Regions from separate parts of the Homo sapiens genome. Here regions 1 and 2 are each linked to region 3. A link is a loop called in an ENCODE intact Hi-C map of the cell type or tissue named here. Cell type or tissue: dorsolateral prefrontal cortex. All regions are shown on one strand.

Evidence for each region. Peaks named below come from ENCODE experiments on the same cell type or tissue, not always from the same donor. Only the 100,000 strongest peaks of a DNase experiment are listed, where the experiment ranks them.
Region 1: a loop joins it to region 3, with 2.8 times the contacts of the local background. A loop is called at or near these places in 27 of 110 quality-filtered maps.
Region 2: a loop joins it to region 3, with 2.3 times the contacts of the local background. A loop is called at or near these places in 11 of 110 quality-filtered maps.

What each region holds. Positions count from the first base shown.
Region 1 is chr13:98,917,842-98,925,841 of GRCh38, reverse strand. DOCK9 (dedicator of cytokinesis 9) reads left to right here. Exons shown (of 53, transcript NM_001366683.2): 4 at 1-5; 5 at 2,471-2,540; 6 at 3,696-3,791; 7 at 4,754-4,888. Among named protein-coding and RNA genes, the nearest start is that of DOCK9, 56 kb to the left of the region's middle. In dorsolateral prefrontal cortex, no CTCF peak of the experiment used is centred here; a DNase peak (open chromatin) is centred at 3,851; H3K27ac peaks cover 7,516 bases.
Region 2 is chr13:98,893,652-98,901,651 of GRCh38, reverse strand. DOCK9 (dedicator of cytokinesis 9) reads left to right here. Exons shown (of 53, transcript NM_001366683.2): 14 at 3,391-3,473; 15 at 4,042-4,164. Among named protein-coding and RNA genes, the nearest start is that of DOCK9-AS1, 66 kb to the right of the region's middle. In dorsolateral prefrontal cortex, a CTCF peak has its summit at 4,109 (motif pointing left); no DNase peak of the experiment used is centred here; H3K27ac peaks cover 445 bases.
Region 3 is chr13:98,973,976-98,981,975 of GRCh38, reverse strand. DOCK9 (dedicator of cytokinesis 9) reads left to right here and starts at 3,912. Exons shown (of 53, transcript NM_001366683.2): 1 at 3,912-4,192. The coding sequence starts at 4,067. In dorsolateral prefrontal cortex, no CTCF peak of the experiment used is centred here; a DNase peak (open chromatin) is centred at 3,915; H3K4me3 peaks cover 4,849 bases; H3K27ac peaks cover 6,002 bases.

The sequences.
Region 1 (8,000 bases), 56 kb after region 3:
CCGAAGTGAGTAAGCTATATTATACACATAGGGAAAAGTCTTTGTACTTGAAATGCTTGGGGGGAGGTATGTAACTTCATATGCAATCAGAGTAATTGAGGAAAATATTTTTAGATGGTTTATGTGTATGTGGTGTAACTATTGTTTACAGGGCCTTTGATTGTAAGACTCAAACATGCTACTTTGGTATTGATAGGTAGTAATAAACATGTGGATGGTTTAATTATGTCCAGTGGTTCTTTTCAGGGTACCACTGATAAATAAATAGGTGAAATTTTTTCACTACAAAATATAAAACAAACAAAACGTAAGTGTACTGAAATATGCTGCAGTGCATTTTTTCCTTGAAAAGAATATTTTGAAGAAGATAATTATAAAGAGCATTTTACATTGAATAAATTTTATGTTTTTAAAAAAAGTAAATCAAGAAACAAGCATTTTCCCAGTTAAATTTTTTTTTTATCTCCTTTAATGTATTAACTTATTCTAGACTATACCAAAAGCAAGTGTATTTAGATTGAATAGTTGTGGCCAAAGTGAATCGCGGTAGCTAGGTATTGCCTTGACAGACTATCTTTTATAAAAGGTTCCATTGTGTGTTGCTTTAAAGGAATACCTGAGACTGGGTAATTTCTAAAGAAAAGAGATTTATTTATTTATTTTTATTTATTTAGTTTTGAGACAGAGTCTTGCTCTGTCACCCAGGCTGGAATACAATGACACGATCTCTGCTCACTGCAACCTCCACCTCCCAAGTTCAAGCAACTCTCCCGCCTCAGCCTCCCGAGTTGCTGGGATTACAGCCACTTGCCACCACGCCCGGCTAATTTTGTATTTTTAGTAGAGACAGGGTTTCACCGTGTTGGCCAGGCTGGTCTCGAACTCCTGAACTCAGGTGATCCACCTGCCTCTGCCTCCCAAAGTGCTGGGATTACAAGCATTAGCCACCGAGACTAGCCAAGAAAAGAGATTTATTTCGCTTATAGTTCTGCAGGTTGTACAAGAAGCATAGCACTGGCTTCTGCTCAGCTTCTGTTGAAGACTTTTGTGCTGCTTCAAAACATGATGGAAAAGGTCAAAGGGAAAGTTGGCACTTGTGAAAAGAGACCAAAGAGGAGGAGGAAACTCACTTTATAACAACCCATTCTCTTGGGTACTAATCCATTTCAGCAACAAGTAATCCCATCTTGCCAGGAACAAGAATTCACTCATTACTGTGAGAACAGCACCAAGCCTCTCATGATGGATCTGCCCCATAACCCACTAGGCCCAATTATGCAACAACGGGGACCAAATTTCAATCTGAGTTTTGGTGGGAATAAAAACCATATCCAAACCATAGCAGTTGGCAAATTGAATTATACTTGATTTTGGGAAAATTGAAAGCAAATAGTGATGGATTATGTTTTAAAACTAACCATCACCAATGAAAATATTACTTGAGACCTGATTAATGTATTTTTCTTTGCGTTTGTTACATCTTTGAGCTGGAACCTTTTATGCGGTTCTCAGTAGACCTAGCTGTTTGTTTTTCCTCCTTGTGTGGCTTTGCCACTCCTTAAGAATGTTCGGCCAATTCCCCGATTGCCTCTTTTTAAACCTCAGCCAGGAACACTCCCTCCTAGTATTATCTTCTCCAGATGGGTAGCCCTTTAGTTCTATATTTACCCAATCCTCCCTTAGGGATTTTTTAATTCTTCCCATTGGATTGGCTTAACCCATCTTTGTTGATCCTCTTGTTCATAGTCTCAGGGTTGAAAGATATCAGACTATGTCATGTCGTATACTTACTATCTAATAGACTGCTGGTACATTTTCTCTCTTGGCATTAATGAGAATTTCCAAATGTGTGATGAGAAAGAGAGGGAGAATTGTAACAGTGGTGAAGAACACAGATTCTGTGTTCTGCCTCAGACGACTCTGCCGTCTGTCAGCCTGATTTTCCTCATCTGTTAAATGGCCTTAACAACAGTCACCATGATTAAAGGATTAAATGAGAGGGCACATGAGAAGTGCGCAGGGCCTAGCACGTCATACCCATTGAGTAAATGTAAGCTGCTTATTGGTATTGGTGTCTTGTTTTTGTTGTGGTTAATACCATCATTGTTAATCGGTTTCAACGCAACAACTCAATCTTCCTTTTTTTCCTCATAAACTTTGTATTAAAAGTTATTCTACCAAGTCTTTGTTTATTAAAAACTAATCCACTTTCTTATTTTTAGTATGCCTGCTAACTCCCCAGAAGCTATGCTGTCTTTTCCACATAGCTTTTTGGAGCTTTCTTACTCAAGTCTCTTGGCTTACCCACCTTGAAAAGCAAGGGCATAGATGGTTTTATTCTTTGTCTGAATAAAGAAGCTGGGCCATCTTTGGATTTAGTAAAGGCCGGGCCCTATGATGGAGGAAGAAATGCAAAGCCTCTTCCTTGACTAGGCATTTCTAAAACAAATTTTCTTTGTTGTTTTTATAGCAAAGTGGTCAAGTTGGATAAACTTCCAGTTCATGTCTATGAAGTTGACGAGGAGGTCGACAAAGATGAGGTGGGATACCTGCTTGCTGTTGCTTCTCTTTTCACTCTAGATTTAAACATCAATTTTACAGACTTAGAAGATTAGTTAGAAAATTACCGACATTTAGCCAAAACAGGCATTGGAGTGTTACATGAAACGGGAATAATTTTTTAAAAATGTTATTGATTGATTGGAATAAGGTCTCTGTTTCAACTTTACTGCTTAGCATTTCATGTTCTCTTGGTTGTGTTTATTTGTTCTGAGATCATTTTCAAAGACTTGGATCAGATCTGGCTACATTGTTAAAAGATATCAAGATGACTTAGACCTTGAATTTAGGTTGTTTTTCAACAGATCTCGAAACAGCTGCCAGCCAGTAGATTTAAATGGCTATTTCTTCAATGATTGCTTTTAGTGAAGTCTGATTTGATCAAGCCCACTCCCCCTATTCCTAGAGGAAAGCTCATGGCTAAAGAACTATATAAAGGGAGTAGGGCATTGAGATGAGTCTGCCCACTGAGTGAGGGAAACCTCACAAGAAGACAATGCCCATCTCTGCATTTCTCATCCTCCCCATTGATTGTTAAGTGTCCCATTGTGAGTTTAGGTTTTTCCTTCTTTAAAAAAATTGTCAGCTGAGCTATAACATTAGCCACTCATTAAGCAATGTGCATGTAGCAAATTATTTTTATTCCCCCCATCACTTTATCTCTCCTTTCTGTATTGCCTCAATTTCCTCCCTTGCTTTATTCACCTTTCCCTGAACTAAGCCTCTGGGAAGGTTTCCAGGAATGTGCATGTGCTTTTGTCCTCTGACTATAGGGGAGTGTCATTTGAAAACATTTTTTCGTGAAACCAGGCAAGACCTTCCAACGTGAGTGGTCAGTTGAGGTATGTCCTTTTTGGTCCTTTTGTGGCTCATTAAACACTGACAAATAAAAATTTGGACAGGAGCTAGCTTTGCCTTTAATGGAATAAAGTTTTCAGAAATGTAGGCGGGTCTCTCTCTTTCACCGCTAAGTGGACTTTTATGTGACTTGTAGGCATTGGTGTCAATGGGTGCTTCAGTAAAGGGGCAATGGACAACTTGGCACAAAGGGAATGACCTTCCCATTGACCAAACTCACAGCAAGCAACCCAGGTAATAACGGGAGGTTGACTGCTGGTGTTTTCCTTCTCTCCTAGGATGCTGCCTCCCTTGGTTCCCAGAAGGGTGGGATCACCAAGCATGGCTGGCTGTACAAAGGCAACATGAACAGTGCCATCAGCGTGACCATGAGGGTGAGGACGCACATCACTTTGCCCTCCCCTCTCACAAGCCCTTTCTGCCATAGAGCTCGAGAACAATGCTCAAGATGAATGCGCATGCTGTTCTTCCCCACAAAAGGGACATTGTCTGATTCCTAGGATGCTCCCCTGGTGATAGCACCCCCATTGGCACAGCCTCATCCACCCACTTTCCCTCACTGTCTTCTGACCACCAGCATAAGGAGACCATCCCTGGGCTGGTGTGAAGGTGCAGACACTGACATAGGCTTTCTTCTCTGTAATAACTGAAAAGTGCTCTTTGGTACCTCACAGAATGTCACCAAGGGGCTATCTGTCATGCCAATCCTGAGCACTTCTGTGGAGGTGTACTGCAGCAAAGTCAAGTAAAGCAAAAATTGAGGACGAGAAAAGAAAATAGTTGCATAGAAGAGAAGGTTGCAGACAGAGAAGTCAAACCAATAGAAGAAGCTATTCAGGAGAAAAGTGGGACCAGAGGAACATCAGGATTAATAACAAAGGGAAGAGAAACAAGGGAGTCAGGGAGATAAAAATTAAGGAGGAAATGTGACTGTCATTACCCTAAGGCTGGAAAATCATTCAGCGTCATGAGGCAAAAAATAGTTCCCATTCTGTGAGCAAGAAACCCTGGGGATTTTAGAGAAAGTTTCTGTCCTTCTGTGCTGCATCCCAAATTGGAAGTCCCTGCACTGCTTTTGGGTAGTTATGTAAAATCTCTGATTCCGTGGGTGAGAAAAATGACCCATGGATATTAGGGGAACCACCTCCTCAGAACTGAGATGCAGTGAGCTTCTTAGATGGGATGGGGAGTCTTGACCCCACAGTGACCTGGAGCATCAGCTAGAGTGAGAACGGAAACAGGTTTTATGTATGTATGTAGTCATAAGTGGGTTATTGATAGAGATTGTGACCCTCTTCATTTTGAAAGAATAGCTGTGTGTATATTTTTCTCTCAGTCATTTAAGAGACGATTTTTCCACCTGATTCAACTTGGCGATGGATCCTATAATTTGAATTTTTATAAAGATGAAAAGATCTCCAAAGAACCAAAAGGATCAATATTTCTGGATTCCTGTATGGGTGTCGTTCAGGTAAATATGAAAAGAGTTTTACCATTATGTTTTCTTATCTGCAGTAGTGCTTATGTGTAAATTAGCAGATTTAAGCAAACACTTCCAAAAATGGCAATATGCATGGTAGAAATATAACATATAACTTTAAATGAGGCAAGCCTTGTTTTTCATCATTGTAGAAGATGGAAGGGATAATGTAGAGGCAGAATTATGCTGTGGCAGGCAGGAGCACTCTGGCTCGGCCACTTTATAGCTGCGTGACCTTTAACAGGCTACTTAATTCAGATAATGAGAATGTTTCTTTAATACGGCAAATGAGTACATTGGATGAATCAGTGCAGGAAAATATTTAAAACACTTCATAGTATCTCAGTGGTGATTTTTATCGCTAGCATTGTAGTACCAGTGGCGGTGTAGATCAGTAAAGAGATTAGGTTTCAGCGCAGATTGAGTTCAAATCCCTGCTCCTCCACTTACCAACTGTGTAACCTTGGAGATGTTATTTAACCTCTCTGTACCTCAGTTTCTTCATTTGTTAAATAAGGATAATGGCAGTACCAAATATGGTTACTGAGAGGGTTCATTCATTACACATGTAAAAAGCTTAGAACAGTGCCAACAAATGGTAAGCATTTGGTCAGTATTAGATAGTTTTGTTATCATAGGGCTGTTGTACTTTTATATCATAGGGCTTATGTACTTATCCTTTAAAATTATTGTTAATTAAAGATAACACATGAATGTATTTTTCTTGTAAAAAATCAGACAATACAGATAAAGTGAAAGTCCTTCTGGACTCCTCCCCTCCTTCAGTGTCTCTTTTCTGAGGGGAGCTACTACCAGTTTTGCATGCATCCTTCTGTAGCTTTTTAGCATTGTCTTTGGAAGAGAGTTGTCAATTTCCCTGTCCATCATCTGTCCATCCATCCATCCATCCATCCATCTGTCCACCCCTCCATTCATCCAGCCTTGCCACTTTCAAGGAAGATTTAAGGCAGCAGCTTATAAGCATACACAGGACATGGGATAGCATAAATTTAAAGTGGGGGTGAAAGCAGAAAGATGAACAGGGGATTGGGATAAGGGTGAGAGAAAATAGAGTTAAGGAGAAAGCGTATGTTTTGAAGATCTAACACCTGCTGTGGGTGGGCCACCACCTGGGCTCTATGCTTTCTCACTTGGAGACCTGTTTAGTCACGCAATTCACAGTGCACATGAGATAAAGGCAATCCAATTAGTCAGAAGCTGCCCAAGCAATCTCAGAATGAAGATCATTCAGGCATTTTTCTCAGGGTTCCCCTCACACAGAAGGCTCTGTGGTTGATGAACAATCTTCCTAACAACCCCTCACAAAAGATTCAGTCACCATTATCAAAGAATTCTCCCTTCAGATAACTCCATGATGGCTGATCACATCAGCCTGTAGCTCGATTCTGTAAGGAGACTGTTTGGTGGGGCCAGTGTGACACAGCTCTCTGGTTTGACTAAAGGTATACTTGTTACATATTTACATGTTTACCTAGAATTAAAGTGCATTTTCTTCCAAGGAATACATTTGTCTGATTGAAACAGCCCAGCCCTGCAGTGGCTCACGCCTGTAATCTCAACGCTTTGGGAGGCAGAGGCGGATGGTCAGGAGTTCAAGACCAGCCTGACCAACATGGTGAAACCCCGTCTCTACTAAAAATACAAAAATTAGCCAGGCGTGGTGGTGGGTGCGTGTAATCCCAGCTACTTGGGAAGCTGAGGCAGGAGAATCACTTGAACCTGGGAGGCGGAGGTTGCAGTGAGCTGAGATTGCGCCATTGCACTCTAGCCTGGGTGACAGAGCGAGACTCCATCTCAAAAAAAAAAAGAGAAACAGCCCAGCAGTGCTGAAGGGCAGTGCTTCACCCCTGCATCACCTTACCCACTCACATCCTATTCCCTTGAAATAGTAGTGGTGCTAGATCACAAGTGTTCACTGCTGTTTCTTCATTCATCAGTTTTGGACGTCATTGCATGATTTCCTGTGCTGGTAGATCGGATTTTAGCTCCTGGCACCCTCCTTTGGCCTCTAGTCTGGATGAATTGCTTTCCTGCCCCACACACCTGCCATGTAGACATTCGGCCTGTCTTCCTTCCTGTGTTGGGTTTCCTGTTTCTGGGACCTTATGCCTTCCTCTTTCTTGTTCTACTTTCTTGTTTTGGGGGAGCACATCTTCTGCAGCTTTCTGAGGAATTGTGTGTGAGATGTTAATTTTTTGAGAATTAGGGTATCTGTTCATATCTTAATTTTTGCATTCATGCTTGACTCATAGTTTGGCTAGTTATAAAATTCAAAGTGAAATCATTTTACCTTGGAATTTCAAGGGCATCCCATTGCCATCTAGTTTCCACTGTCGTTTGGAAGGTTCTGATGTTATTCGAAATCCCTGTTCTTTGTGGTCTTCTCTTTAGTGTTCTAAAATTTTGGTTGTTGTGTCTTGATTTTTATTTTATGCTTTGGTAAGCTTTTTTGTTAAGTTATAACATATAAATAGAAAATAAGGTATAACATATAAATAGAAAATATATGCCTAATGCATGTGTGACTCGGTGGATCTTTCTGGAGCTCGGCTCTTTCTTATCTTTGTGCTGTTTTATTTCCCGTCATTCTGGAGACTCTGCCCTGCATATTCTGGCCACCTTGGTCTTCCCCAGGTCTCGTCAGTGTCTTCTACTCAGCAAGATGGCAGGGCTCTTTTTGGATTCCCCTTCCTGTGCTGCAATTCAGATACTGCCTCCAGGCAGAAAGCTGAGGCAATTTGGGGCTCACTTCAGTCTTTCCCTTCTACAGAGAAAGGGCTGCACTGCCTTTTGTCCCCTATCTGAAAACAGTTATTTCATGTATTTTGTCCACTTTTCTAGCAATGATGGTGGGAGGCTAAGTCCAGATCCTGTTTCTTCCTTATGGTCAGCAGTGGAAGGGAGGGGTCCAGAATCAGATGTCTGCAGGGACCAAGGAGGTCAATTAAGTGACAGAGAGGCCTGGTTGCAAAGCAATAGGGAATGCCGGGGTGACCTGGAGCCCAGTGCCCCATTTAAAGGGGGCATCTCCTGCCCACCTGCAGCTGGTGCCGCCAGGTGGAACCCCCGGCTCAAAGGTGCC
Region 2 (8,000 bases), 80 kb after region 3:
CTACCTGTATTTACTCTGAACTTTATGTCTTGATTTTGAAGGAAATGTAGTCCTATGTGTAAATAAAATGATCCACTTGACTAGACAGTTCTGACATCCTAAAATAATTTGCAAAGGAATTACCAGCTTAATAGTAAACTTTCTGTGTTAGAAGGTACATGTATGATATTCAAATAGAGTTTCTTCTATCTGTTAATTTGCCTCTTGGGTTCTGAAATTCTATTTTGGTCCACTTACACTTATATATGAGGCTGGAGACCAGGAGATGCCCTTGGCTCAGATGACCTGGCCAGCAGTGTCAGTGATTCAGGTCCACTTGGTTTTTGCTAGAAGGGGCAGAGTTTTAGGTGGAAGATGGAAAGAAAACATACATGATGTATGTTTGGTTTTTTTCAAAGTAGTGTTCATTACTTGGGAAGTGCCTAGGCATGGACATACCATAGAATTATTAAATATTAGAGGTCATCTAGTCCAAGATGTGCTTTCATATTTCAGGACACTGAGGCTCACCAAGGCTTAGTGATCTGCTCAGTGTCTCATGGCTGGAGCTGCCAGGGGGCACTTGACTGCCACTTCGTAGCACCTTGTGCTACCTGGTTAGTGTAATCTGTTAAGTGCTATTATCCTTGCCAGTTTTACATATTTTTAGTTATTTAAAAAAAAAATTGTGTGGTCATCTGAGAGGCCTGAATTCACTGACAAGGACTGGTCAGCAGTAGGAGTGGATACCCCAGAGGCTGTGAGTGAAGTTTACTAAGTTGGATTCAGAGCTTCCTATCTTCACCTCTATGGGCGCCCATGCATCACAGCTGTGTCCACAGGATGCACGATGGCCATTGAGAAATGGATTTTGGAGTCAGAAGACCTGGGTGCTGCATGCTTAACTCATCTGGGTCCTTTGGACAAATCACATCACCTCTCATGGCCTCCATATGTTCCTTCTGTGCATGAAGGATGATGTTACTTCTTGCCTCTGCCTTCCTCATAGGGACAGTGTTAGGATCAAACAGATCATGTATGAGTCAGTGCTGTGGGCACCATAAATCACAGAAAGCCCAGAAGACATCGTCATTTATTACAGCCCCAGTCAAGTAAAAGCCCATTTACCCAGGCACATTGGTTCCAACAGTAAGCCTTTTTGGCTGATGAAAGCTGTGTAAAGTTTGGTCTCTGGAGAGAAGCTGTTTTATTTTTTTAAACCAAGTCTGTAAAACCTTGGATGAGAAGCTCTTTTAGCTCTTTTATGTTTTGATCAATAATCAATGAAGGCCCAATATAAGATCTCCTCCCCCGACCGTGTATGCAACACATTTCCAAGGCCCATCCACAGCAACTTTGTTACTTCTGCCTGCCGCATGCATGGTTTGAAATTTGGCAGCTCATATTGGTGTAAAAATCACATATCACTGTAGGCTAAACTTACCTCTGCACACTCCTCCATGTCCACTGAGCATCTGCTGAAGTCTGCTTTTTCTTCATTTTTTTATGGAATGTAAAGCTCATCCATGTGTACATTATTCATGCATTTACTTTTCTGCCACCTCCAAAGCATTCAATTAAAGCAGGAATTAAGGCTCAACTATCTTACTTTAGCACAGTTTTGGCAGAGATGTTACAGTGAGATGATTTTTTTCTGTCTGTCAAAGTTGTTTCTTCATGTTTTCCAAGATGGTCTAGAACATCATTTAGAGTAAATTTTCATTTTGGAGGAAATTTTTATGAAAAGTCTCTGTAGGTATCTCCTGTGAATAGAGGTTTTAAAAAGAAAAAGAAGGGGAAAAAAGCCCAAAGGGAAAAAATAAGTTTCTTACTCTGACTTTCACACATACTGTGTTCTATTTGCTCCCTTCATATGTCCGAGAGCTAAGTCCTCATTCACTGCAGAAAAGGCTTATTGATGTTTTATGTTTTAGCTTTAAATTTTATGAAATTACTGCATTTTACTCCACAACATATTCATCATTGTTAGAACCAAAAAATCTTGAACCTGAAAATGTTTAAGTAAATTGACCCTGCAGCTAGGTAGGCCATTGTACCCTATAACTCATACACCTAAGACCCCACTAAGTCGCCCCACCCAGGGAGGCAAGAACATACCTCATTGGAGAAGGGGGGAGGTCCTAGATGATTCCCTGACATCTCTTCCAATTAGGATGTATTTTCCAGGTTACTCATGAAGGCAGCAGTTCCTACAGCATGATTATGGTAGGATTATAAAGTTTTGCAACTGAAAGGGATCATGAAAAGTATAGCCTAGCCCCCATTTTCAGGTGTGGATAGTGGAGCTCAGAGAGGTTTGATGGCCTACAGAGTCATACAGCTGGATTCAGTGTGACTTAGAGACAGACAGCTCTGTCATCTAGATCCTTCTGGATCCTTCTAGATCCTTCCTGTGGCTGATGGTACACACAGATCACCGGAGGTCTTGTCAGAACGCACGTTCTGATCCAGGAAGTTTGGGGCAAGGCCTGAGACTCTGCATTTCTACAGTGATGCTGATGCTATAGCACACTTTGGTTTTGGAGTACATTTCCCAAAATTGGTTTGACTTTGATATACTTATGTAAAAGACCCTTCAGTAAAAAAAAAAAAAAAAAAATTAAGTAATGTAAAAGACCCTTCACTGTAACTCTGAGACAATCAAACTTTGCATTGATGACAAAGCACTATCACAGTACAGACAAATTTGGAAAAATTAAGCATTATCTTTTTTAGCAATAGGGGTATAGATGATTAATAATAGGTCTGCCTTAGGCTAAAAGCAAATAAGCTTCATTGTACACTGTGAATTAATCAATCAATCAACAACAAACCAAAATTGATCATTAGGAAGTAGAAATAGCAGTAATTCATGTTTAGAAAGCAAGAATATAGCATTGAGAACCCCAGCCTAACTGAAGTCAGTATCTTAATATCTTATCCCTTATATTGTGGGAATCAGCATAAGCTAGTGCGCTTTAGGAGCTGTGAAAGCTTAGTATTTTAATTAGTGTTCTCATTTCAATCCTAATAATGTGATATATTTTGATATGGATACCAAATAGTAATTATTAATAACTCAGTAGACTTATAATAAGTAGCACTTAGTCATAAAGATGTATGAAAACCTCTGAAACAGCATGTTTGTTGCCCGTAAAGACCAAAGAAGAGACATGGATTTTGGAAAGTCTTCGTTCTGTATTCTTTGAGAATCACTGCTAGAGAATGCGTTAAATAAAGTACTCTGCACAGAGTGTGAATCCAGCCATATTCATTACTGTATGATGTGCTTTTCTATGCATCCAATGCTATGGTAAGGACTTATTTAGTGAGCATGTAAGGATGGCTCTTGAGGTCACAGTTCTTTCAGTGAGATGCAGTATCTCATAGCTTTATTCTCATGTCTTCAAGGTGGCCCAGAAGGTGCTGAAGAATGCCAAGCAGGCATGCCAAAGACTAGGACAGTATAGAATGCCATTTGCTTGGGCAGCAAGGTAAGGAACACCTTTTATACCTTTTAAATCGATATAGATAGGTGCATGGATGGGTCAATAGGCCTATTCTGTTTGTTGTTCAGAGACAAAGAGGATTTGAATGTGTAAAACTGAGAAATACATAAGCCCAGATTTTGAAAAAATCATTTGGTAGAGTCACAGAGAGGATAGACACTGTCTGGAGAAGTGCTACCTGGAACTGGCAGGGTGCACGGTAGTGTTAGCTGCAGAGCTGGGATTCAAGGACCCAACCACATGCCTCCAGCTGGAAGTCAGGGCAATCCAGTGAGGCCTGGGGTGATCTTTATCTCTTGACTCTACTTGTTAAGCATTTGACTTGTGTATATTGTTTCCTAAGCACAAGCCATTGGCTGGAACTGTTTTCTATGTAAATTGATTTAGTTGTCCTCATCCCCATAGATGTTTTCCATGTTTTTAGATAATGAGATTTCTGTTGGCTATAGCCAATGGAATAATAATTAGACTTCTCATAGAAACTAGACTTAAATAATGAATTGATTTTGGTGTTTTGGAAACCCAGTTTAGAAATGTTGCTTTGCCATTTCAGGACATTGTTTAAGGATGCATCTGGAAATCTTGACAAAAATGCCAGATTTTCTGCCATCTACAGGCAAGACAGCAATAAGCTATCCAATGATGACATGCTCAAGTTACTTGCAGACTTTCGGAAGTGAGTTTCAAGGTCTTATTTCCACACCTGAAAAATAGAAGCTGTGTAGTGGGGAGGGAGGAACAGGGGAGCAGTCACTTAGGTTGCTCGATTTAGACATCAGAGGGGATGGCAAATGAGCGTGAAGCATTTCCTCAAACCCTTGAGAAGAAAGATGGGGTGAAAATCAGAAGAATAACCAGTTAATTTGAATTCTGTAGAGGATGTTTTGGGTGGTGCTGTGAAGGGTGGACTGGGTAAGGATGAGCCTATGGTGGGGAGGAAACAGTTGAGGAACCTTGTCAAGAGGTGAGAAAGGACTCAGCAAAGCCACTGCAAGTGCAAACAGGAAGAAGGGGACAAATTCAAGTCGTGCCAAAGAGATACGATGACTGGGTCTTGGCTTGGGGTGGTAATAGTCTAAGATAAATAACTTGCAAGGTTTCTAACTTGGAAGTTTCTGGCACCAGTTGTTGCTTAGCTTGTGGCAGCATTGCTCCACTCTGCCTCTGGCCTCACATGGTCCTCTTCCTGTGTGTCTCTGTCTAAATTCCCTTCTTAGAACACTAGTGATAAAGCATCAGGGCCAAGCCTAGTGACCTCATCTTAACTGATTGCATCTGCAGAGACCCTGTTTCCAAATAGGTCACATTTATAGGTACAAAGGGTTGGGACTTCACCATGCTTTTGGAGGACACAATTCAACCCATAACAATGAGGCAAAGAGGGAGCAAGGAATGTGTGCAACATCACAGGGCCGGCAGCTTCCCCAAGTCAGTCTCACCCGAGGGTCTGTGTTCTTAACCTCTATGCTGTTTTGCTGCTACATCCTAAAGAGTTCACTCTGAACCTTTGAAACTGATTTTCTTTGCTAGGGAGATGGGTCTTAGAATTTTTCTGGGGAAATTCTGGGAATGTGAAAGAGCTGAGGGCGCTAGAAGATGTGAAGTGAAAAGAATAGCTGAGAGCCAAATGCTAACTATTCTATGCCAAAGGTATCCTTGTTTTTTTTTTTTTTTGTGCATATCAAAATAGCAATCTTATCAGTTTGTCTAGAACTCAAGAATGATTGCTTAGCTTTCTTTAACCTTATTTTACCTTTTTCTTATCTGTCTTCAGTAGTAGGAATAGAAACGATATGAGTCATAGAAACAGGCTCAATAAGTTCTGAAAACACAGAGACGTGTTCCTAATCAGAATCCAATCACGTCCATGTCAGCAGGCGGCTTCAGCCTTCACAGCGACGTGAAATCCCTTGTCAAGAGGCTCAAAAAGGTAGAAAGGATTCTCAAGGTCTCTTTCAGTTATGTGATTATACAGTTTTTGACTGTCTTGATGTTTCCCCTGTTTGGAGCTTTAATGAGAAGTGCAACCTCAGTTTTGCTAACATGCAGCTAAGGTTGGCCTGTTCAGCAAAGCAGTGTGCATGCCCGCTGGGCTGATTTGGAATGAACCTTTCACAGCTCACGTAGGGAATTGGAGAAGGGGGAGAGGAGGATACTGGTGAAGGATGAGGCCTGCTGGGTTAGCCTTCCAGGGTTCCTGGACCATATAGGTGCCCCAAATTCCCAGTCACTATCTGACAGTTTTATGACCTGGTAAGGACACAGGTCTTGGCCAGGGAGTGCCCCTGGATCCCTATGAATCTGTTATTCATGAAAGACTAAATAAAAGAATAGTACCCTATTTTTACTTTTAAATCATAGAGGTTCTTTAGTTTACAAACATAATACATGTTCATTTTAGAAATTTTGAGAAATACAGAAGAATAAAAGGATGAAAAAAGGTTTACTACTAGTTTTAACCTTCGTGGTGAACTTTTGGAGAACTTTTTTTTTTTTTTTGAGATGGAGTCTCACTCTGTCCCTCAGGCTGGCGTACAGTAGCACGATTTCAGCTCACTGCAACCTCCGCCTCCCGAGTTCAAGCGATTCTCCTGCCTCAGCCTCCCAAGTAGCTGGGACTATAGGCGCCCACCACTACGCCTGGCTAATTTTTGTATTTTTAGTAGAGATGGGGTTTCACCATATTGGCCAGGCTGATCTCAAACTGCTGACCTTGTGATCTGCCCGCCTCAGCCTCCCAAAGTGCTGGGATTACAGGCATGAGCCACCGTGCCCAGCCTAGGGGGGAACATTTTTTTTTACGTTTTATTCCTTTACATTTTATTTTAGTTTATCTTATGTAGCTATGATCATACTAAATATGTAATATTTCCCTGCACAACTCAAGTATTTTCTGAAAGTGTTATATATACATTTTTATAGACATCATTTTTAATGCATAAATATTATAATAGTCCATTGAGATAGACCATAGATTATTTAACTCTTCCCCCATTTTTTGACTTTTTTTTTTTTTTCCGAGATGGAGTCTCGCTCTGTCGCCAGGCTGGAGTGCAGTGGCACCATCTCAGCTCACTGCAACCTCCGCCTCCCAGGTTCAAGCAATTCTCCTGCCTCAGCCTCCTGAGTAGCTGGGACTCCTGAGTAGCTGAGTAGCGCATGCTGCCACGCCCCGCTAATTTTTTTTTTTTTTTTTTTTTTTTTTTGTATTTTAGTAGAGATACTAAATATCTCACCATCTTGCCCAGGCTGGTCTCAAACTCCTGACCTCAGGCAATCTGCCCGCCTCAGCTTCCCAAAGTGCTGGGATTACAGGTGTGAGCCACCATGCCCAGCCATTTTTTGACTTTTAATGTGTTTCTGATTTTTCAGAATTATACCTATAAGCCACAGTTAGAATCTTTAAAAAAATCTTCTCTATTGGTAGTGGGTAATATATTATCATACATACTATATTATCATATAGTAATTATTGTCATTTTTTGAGTTTCAAGAAAATTTCATTCTTACTAATTTTTTCAAAAACCAGTCACCTTTAGTTGGATAGATTTCAATATTTTCCTTCGCTCAACTACCATGCAACTCTTAATAACCATGAGGTGGGTCTGCGTGTACTTAGGAAAGTGAATACACTATATTATTAAGGAAGAAAAAATATATCTGTATTACTATATTTTTTGAAAGAAAATATATATTTCTTTTGTATGTAAATGAAGAAATGGATAAGCAAGTAGCTATCTAGATGGAAAGATAGGCATAAAAATAGCTATTTAGGATATATGCCAAATAATCATGGTTATCTCTGAGGGATGGGTTGATGGGTGATATTTCACCTTCCACTTTATAACATTCTGTCATTTTTATATGAACTTTTAAAAAACTAACACTTTTATATTCAGACAAAACAAACAATGAAGTTTTTTATATGTGATGGAGGTTGGAGCCCTGTCTCAGAAGTTACTTCCTAGGCTGGTTAGCTTGAGACTTCCCCACAGTGGCGGCTCCTCAGGGGCAGCCCCAGTGCATGGTCCTGTCTTCAGTGGAGGCTGGGGAGTGGGGCTTCACATGGTCACTAATTTGAAAGTGATGGGAGCAGAAAGCCTGTGGCCAGGCAGAAAGGAGCCCAGGGAAAACCAAGTGTGAGTTCTCTTCTGCACACCACTTCTTCATGCATGTGCTCAGCAGGAGGGCATTGGTGTGAAGGGTGTGCTCCAGGTGGCCAGTTAGAGACCCAGAAACCTGAAAACAGGGATCCGATGGTGACAGCATAGAAGACACAGCAGGATAAGTGAGGCCACGCTCCTCAATAAGTATTCAAAGAAACTTTGGTGCCCACTCCCCGTATTCTTCACAACAGAGTTAGGGGACGTGGAGGATTCCTTTTTCATTTTTTAAAAATCTTTGCATTGCTATTTTTCTTTCCTCTGTATATTTTACAGGAAATAATCTCATGTCAGTGGCCTGGGCACCGGCTTGGATCCAAAGCTATTGTTTCTACCCCCATGATTGTCT
Region 3 (8,000 bases):
AGGAGCTCAGTGCAGGTTTGTGAAAGTTGAATCGGGGGTCGGACATACACCTTGTTGTTTGAAATGTTGGAAAGGAAAATGTGGCCACCTACTTCCTGTCCTGGTAAAATGGCATTTCCTCTAGTGGCCACACCAACCGGATGTCATCCTCATGTCCTCACACATCAGTCTCATGAGCCCTTTGGAGAAACCACATCCCATTTGGAGGCTTGGGATCTGAGGTTAAACGCGGTGCCATGTGACTCTCCTTGACAGTCAGATTCCAAAAGTGTTGGTTTGTCCTAAGTGAGCAGGGGAGAGCGCCAGCACTGCCTGAGAAGTTGTGTGATGGGAAAGCTGACAGCAGTTTCTTCTCTCCTCCACGCCCTCAGGGTTTGCTTCTTTCATAAGGTGGGCCAGCTGGAAGGCGGTGGACTCAGATGACTGCCTTGCTCTCAGAATTGCTGTTCTCAATCTTGGATTTCAGTATATTGCTCTGAGATGGGAGTAGGAAATAGCTATGTGAATTTTGTCACTGCATTTCCTGCAAACACATTGCCAGCCTTGTATATTGCACATTGATGGTCCCCCTTTACATAAATCTGTGTGTGAGGCATTTAAAAAAATTTTTACTTGCTTGGGCCAGGCATGGTAGCTCACATCTATAATCCCCACACTTTGGGAGGCCAAGGTGGGAGGATCGCTTGAGCCCAGGAGTTTGAGACCAGCTTGGGCAACATGGTGAAATCCTGTCTTTACAGAAAATATAAAAATTAGCCAGGTGTGGTGGCATGTGCTTGTAGTCCCAGCTACTTGGGAGGCTGAGATGGGAGGATTGCATGAGCCCAGGAGGTGGAGGTTGCAGTAAGCTGAGATTGCACCACTGCACTCCAGTCTGGGCAGCAGAGCCAAACCCTGCCTTGAAAAAAAAAAAACAAAAAACAAATTACTTGCTTTACAACTTGATATATTTTCTCCTTTTGATGTTATATATTATGGAACTGATCATGTTTTCCTTTTTGTCCTGGCTACTTGGAAACTCAGAGCAAATTAAAAGTGTTTTCCTTGATCATAAAACAAAAATATAGTCATTGCTAACCATTTTGAAAAATATAGAAAAACTTCAAGAAGAAGGCCTGGCTCATGACATGAACATGTGGGGTTCAAAATGAATATTTGAAGGCAGCTGTCATAATCAAGCCACAGAGAGGGAAGAATGGTTGATGCTAAGTTGCTGAAGCGCTTTGTAATGTGTGATAGCAACACGGTTGGTGGAATTGTCATTTTAGATCACACAGCAAAAGCCCTGAGTTTAAGACTAAAATTAATTTCTTCAGGTTGGAATGAGAACAGCAACAATACAGTAGTTACCATCAAATGAATACCTGCTTTGCACAAGGCACTTAAAGGCTAAAGGCCATCTAAAGACCTTTTTACCTCTTCACTTCCATGATAGGGTTAAAGCCAGATGCTGCTGTCTTTAATTGCTGACTGGTGATTGGTATTGTGCCTTTTAGCAGTTTGAACATAGTATCATGGTTAAGCGTGTGTACACTGGATCCATATTGCCCCTGCTCTCTGTATAACGTTCTGCAAGTATTTAACGTCTCTGGGCATCAGTTTCCTCATCTGTCAAATGAGGATAACAGTATTACATAGAGTTATGAAGATTAAATAAACAATCTTTGTAGGGCTTGAACAGGCATGGGCCATAGCCAGCACTTACAGTGTTTGTCAAATAAATATCTTAAAGTTCATTTCTCATTCCTTACAGAATACCAGGGTATTTTGACCCAACAAATAGGGTAGGCTGAACACAGTGGCTCACACCTCTAGTTCCTGCTACTTGAGGGGCTTAGGCAGGAAGATCCTTGACTCCAGGAGGTCAAGACTGCAGTGAGCCATGATCGAGCCCCTGCACTCAGCCTGGACTACAGAGCAAGACCCTGTCTCAAACAACAACAATAACAAATAGAATAGCATTTCTCTTATTAATGCCCAGACATTCTGATGGCTTAATGGCGATGGGGATTTGAGGAAGAACTGGACTATTTAGAACTTCCTGAACCATCTCAAAAAGGTTTCTGAGTTGTTGGTTGGGCTGTCCTTTACTAAGGCTCAGTTAGTCTGTTTTGTGCTTGTGGCTTCATCCTTTCTTTGATTTGTAGGACATTCCTAAGTTTTTACTTTACTATAATTTCGACTCTATAGGTAAGTGAGAGTTTTTTCTTACTGGGTTTTTTCTGTTGTAACTTTACAAAGAAAGATTTTTAAAATTTATAGATAATATTATTTTGGAACACAGATTTGGTAGGGGGACTTCTATTAACCCTGAAAGACTACCCAAGGTTGAGAGATTGGGTAGTTTAAAAAAAATTATAGAAGCCATTAATTTATTTGATGGACTCATTGATCCTTTGAGATCGTTACATAATTGATATTCACACTCAGAAGGGTTCCTGGTGTTCAAGTGGCAGAGACCCAGCTTCAGCTTCACTCTTGAAGTAGAGCAGCTGCAGCAGGTGCTAGGAGAGGGAGGCGGCTGTGCGAGGACTGGGTGGCATCTCAGTTCTCCCCACTGCCTCCTCTGAGCCCTCCTGGCTGCGTTCCTTTGTCTGGAAAGTGGGAGACTTTTACCTGTGACTTGTATAATAGTTTATGTTATTTCCCTGGGTAGAGTTCCTCTGGCACCTATTGTTGCTACATGATAACTACTCTCGTTGTTGACTGACTGAATACTGCTGCTGCTGCTGCCGCCGCTGCTGCTACTACTACTACTACTACTACTACTACTACTACTACTACTACTACTACTATTGCTGCTGCTACTGCTGTTACTGCTACTGCTACGGCTGCTGCTGCTGCTGCTGCTTGTTGTCTACTGTTACTAAATCTTCCCTGATGTCCAGGAAATACTCAGAGTAACTAGGAAAAGCTCTGCGGTATCCATGAAGTACAGAGTAATATTTGATCCCCCCTTTAATGTTCATTTCTACATAACTTTTAGACAAATCCCTTAATACCTCTGTTTTAATTTTTCCCAAGAGGTAAAAAAGACTCCACTGTTAAATGTGAGGAAATAATAAAAATACAGACTTTTAGGAACACATATTTTGGGTGCTACTAAACCACCATTGAACCGTAGGTTGGTGATCCAGCTATTTTCCCGTGCTTTTGTGCATCTCTCTCTTAATTTTATTAATTTGTCATTTATGATGTCTGCTCTTCTTGCCTTCCCAGCTAGATGTGAAGTTCTTTGAAGGGAGAGATACTCTACCTTATACTTTTAGTATGATCCTCTCAGCACCTAGTACTGGGGGTACCTTCTGATACCCACACATCTGGACTTAAAGTAATATTCTGTTTAATAAATGCATTTACTATGATATGTGGTATCCCATGAAAATGTTTTGATGACCTCATCTTTCTGGCATCAAATAGTACATAAATTAAGTGTTTCATGCTGTGGTCTGTCATGCGGGGTGAAACTCATTTCCTCCACCTGTATCCACGAGGTGCAGGCTATGGGAACATACTTGCTGGTAGCTCTTCCCTGCTTTAATCATCAGCCAGGCATTTGGTTTTTAACCATAACACAAATGAAAGCATTCCAAAACTGGAAGAATTTTAGAACAAGCAGACAACCTTGCTGTCTCTTAAGCTCCACGAGCTTCAGATTTAAGGTAATTATGAAGGAGTCTAACTGTGACTGGTTTTCTTTTAAACACTGCAGTATTTTGATTCCGATTGATTTGGCCCACGCTGTGTGGAACAGACACAATAAAGCCGGTCTTTATCAGAGAGGCAGTACACTGTGTATTGTTCAGCTTGGAGTTTGTTTTCCTTTGGCCAGCAAGTAGGAGCCTCCCCTTTTGCATGGAGTAGTAACACCCCTGGAGGCTGGCCTTTGCTGTCATGCCTTCCCACCCCACAGGCTCTGCAGACCCAGCCAGCGGGGCTGACCACTTGTGCCTGGGAAGCCAGTTTCCTTTCCTTCCTTGGACCACTGGCATGCCTGTGCCTTGCACGGCCAGGGACTCGCAGCTGTTCCAGTTGCAGACTTTCTGACTTGCGTTTTCAGCCGAGAATGCAGGCTGATAAATGCAGGACAAGTAGTAGAAGTGTCAAAAAGGAACTGGTGATTGAGTCCCCCCTGCAATACAAGGATGCAGCTCAGGGCGAAGTGGAAGCAGAGAGCCCGGGCCCTGTGCCGGTAAGAGGGTCTCGTACAAAGTGTTGCTGTGTCTACCCAATGCTGGGTTCTTATTGTGCGTGTGGACGGGGTTGACGCCTGTTGCCTGTCTTTGATTTCAAAACTTGCTCTGCTTGTCCCTTGTGAACTCCACTCTTTCCCTGTAATATGACTTCGATTCCCCTTTGATTCTTCTTTGTGAAGAAAGAAATGTTGACATTTTGTGGGTGAATATGGTTTCTGGGAGGTTTCTTTGTATGGGACAATTATGTATTGTTCACAATTATGTCCCACCTAGCTGCAGTGTTTGCAAATGTAAACCCAGGAAGCATATTTTAATTGCAACTATAGGGTTGAAAAAAGATGTGCTTTGCAAAATTAAAACCTTTTCTACGTTATTTATGCTATTGAGAAAATGAGGCAGGTCCCATTGGGGGTTTTAAGGAACATAACTGTTGGAAATATTACATAGTTTAGAAAGGATAAAATCACATATGTTCTTCTCACTCATTTTACCAGGAGGTTTGCCTTGAATAAAGTAGGGAAGAACCTAAACTGTGAACCAGCTGATAGAAACGTTTCTGTTCTTAACATCAGCTAAACTCTCAGCATTTGTCTAAAGCCAAGTGCTTTGGTGGACTTTGGAGGGGAGGAATGTGAAAAATGGTTGTGTTGTTATCATCAGTGAGTAGGTTGTGCTTCTCTCGGAATTTCTTCAGTACAATAAAGGCACATAATTTTTTAAGCAAGCTGCACAAAACCACCAACATGCCCTGCAGAGGGGGGACAATTGAGCCTTTCAAATTATCTGCTAAAGAGATTGTTAAACTGATATGTAGTGATTTTATTTAGTGATTTTTTTTTTTCTTTAACGTGGAGGTTCAGTTGATGTTACCATGAAGTGTTTGCTTACTAATTTACTTAATTTTCAATTAATGTCTAAGAATCTGAACTTAAACTTTCCTATAACAGATTTGATTTGAACTGAGTTGCTTTCTTTGTGACTCGTGAGACTGCCCTATATTTTATTGCCTTCAAAACTATATTGCTAACCCTGAACTGAAAAGTTAGTAAAATATCATGGTCTTTTTCACTGCAGATTTTCATCTTAGAGATTTAGGTTTCTTTTCTTCACCCTCTGCTACATTGTTTAGAAATGTAATTCATTGTTCTGGATTCCTTGCTGCCAATATAATAGCCCACTTCTCTGTTGGGTTGCTCACAGGCTGTATGGATTTCACTGCTTAAAGCAGCTGATGTAACTTAGGATTTCTTGGAGGAAGTTGTGTGGTTTAGGTTCCCTTGTGAATATTCTTAAAAATCTTCTGTCAGTGATTCTCCAGCTGTGTAGAAATATTTGTCTACAGGACTGAATACACTGTAGAAAGATGCTATGCAATTTTTTTTTTTTAAGCACACAAGTGACTTCTTAAACTTACTTCTCTTTCTAGTGCTCAAGAAATTTGCCATTTATGTCCTAGCTATTTGTTTAGGTAAATCTCACTCCAGGCAGTTCCTCTGGGGGTCTTTTTCCACTGCAATGGATAAAGCTGTGCTGGCTACAGCTGCATTTGGTGGGAACACTTGTCAGGGCCCAGCAGCTTGTGGCAGTGTGATCTCAGCTCTGCGCACCTGCAGAGAGGGGTGAGGGAGTGAGGAAGCCAACAGTGATACCAGAAGTTTTTTCTTATCGGGCAGTGTTTCTCTTCTTCCAGCAGGGTAAACAAGATAAGAAGAGCTAATGTCAGATCAGGGAAGCAAGGATATTTCAGCAGGGCCTTTGCCGAGGGCAGATCTCTTACCTGTGGCTGTTGCTGCCCACTGGCAAACAAGAGTTCAACAGACTGCTGGAAAGGCAACTTGTTTCTCAAGATGATTTTTCAGAAGGAGGCAGACACCATTGTGCAACCTGTTTGTGGCAGTACTATTCATTGTTCGAATGTCAGTGGCCCACGGGCTTGGTAAGAATCCCCAAGACTGTCTATCATTTGAATGCATTATACCTAGAGACGTTTAAATGTAGGTAACATGCTTTATTCAGGAGGTAGCATTTTGAAATAAAGTTTTGCTGTTTTTAGTTATGTACAGAAACAGTCCTTGGGGAAAAATATTACATAAATTAAAACGGATAAAATTAATTAATGCGTGTAGTATAGAAGTAGGAAAAACAAGAAATGCAAATAGTGTAGCAGTAGGAAAGACAGTGTCCTTGTTTTTACTCTCCAGTGGTGACCATTATTAATAATTCAGTGTATATACTTCCAGACTTTCTCCTGTGCCTAGAACAGTATAACTTGTGTGTGTGTGTGTGTGTGTGTGTGTGTGTGTGTGTATGTGTTTAGAGAATATACTATTATGGTAGATTTCTGGATTGATTTTCTCCCAGAACACGTCAGTAACATCTTTTGTCACCATATGTGGATTTATGCCTTTTTTTTTTTTTGAGACAAAGTCTTACTCTGTCATCCAGGTTGCAGTGCAGTGGTACGATCTCGGCCCACTGCAACCTCCGTCTCCTGGGTTCAAGCCTCCCGAGTAGCTAAGATTATAGGTGCCCGCCACCATGCCCAGCTAATTTTTGTATTTTTAGTAGGGACAGGGTTTCATCATGTTGGTCAGGCCAGTCTTGAACTCCTGACCTCAGGAGATCCGCCCGCCTCGGCTTCCCAAAGTGTGATTACAGGCGTGAGCCACTGCACCTGGCCTATGCCATTATTTTAATGGCTGCATATTATCTCATTTTAGGTCTGTACTATAATTGGATCGTTATTTAATTTGTTTCTAATTGTTTGCATTAGTAATGAGGCTACCATAAATGTACCTGTAAGTAGATCTTAAAGCATGTAGGCAAGCCAGTATTTGTTCTAGAAACTTTCTATCATAAGTTCCCTCCTGCCCTTATGATTGGTGGTAATGTTTTTTCTCCTCTGCCAGGGCCGCTTTGAAGGTTTCCCTTAGCAGTGGCTGCTTGTTCAGTGTTAGGGAAAGTTAGTATTTCTTTTTCTTTCTTTTTTTGGAGGTGGAGTTGTTCTTTTTTTTTTTTTTTTTTTTTTTTTGAGACAGAGTTGCTCTTGTTGCCCAGGCTGGAGTACAATGGCATGATCTCGGCTCACTGTAACCTCCGCCTCCTGAGTTCAAGCGATTCTCCTGTCTCAGCCTCCTGCGTAGCTGTAATTACAGGCGCATGCCACCATGCCCGACTAATTTTTGTATTTTTAGTAGAGACGTGGTGTCATCATATTGGTCAGGCTGGTTTCGAACTCCTGACCCCAGGTGATCCACCTGCTTTGGCCTCCCAAAGTGCTGGGATTACAGGTGTGAGCCACTGCGACCGGCTAAAAGTTAGTGTTTCCAAGAGAATATGTGTTTGGACATTATAAAGTTTCAGAGGCTGCAAGGTTCAACTTACAGGCACCTACATGGGTGGGTCTTGTCCCCTGCATTGTGACAGTAAGTGAGGGAGGAAGCACATGGTGAAACTTCCCCATTTCTATCCAGGCTTACTGCCAACCCCACTGAGAAATGGCTTTGGGGGCTAGAAATCACTACCAGGGGAACAGGCAGGATATTCTTGATGTCTGCATGTTAGTTTCCCTGCTCACATTTGAATACCTATTTTTACCCCCTACCCGCCACCCCCCTTCAAAACTCTAACGTAATTCCTGGAAACAATTTATTCTAATTGTTACTGCTCAACAGTTTAGAGGAAAAAGGTGTGGCTTCAAAGTGCCAAAAAAGGCTGGGTTATATGCCATTTATGCAGCCCTTTCATTGGGTTCCTTTTGTGAGGCTGGTAGGGACTGCAGCACAGGTCTTATTTTGGGAATTT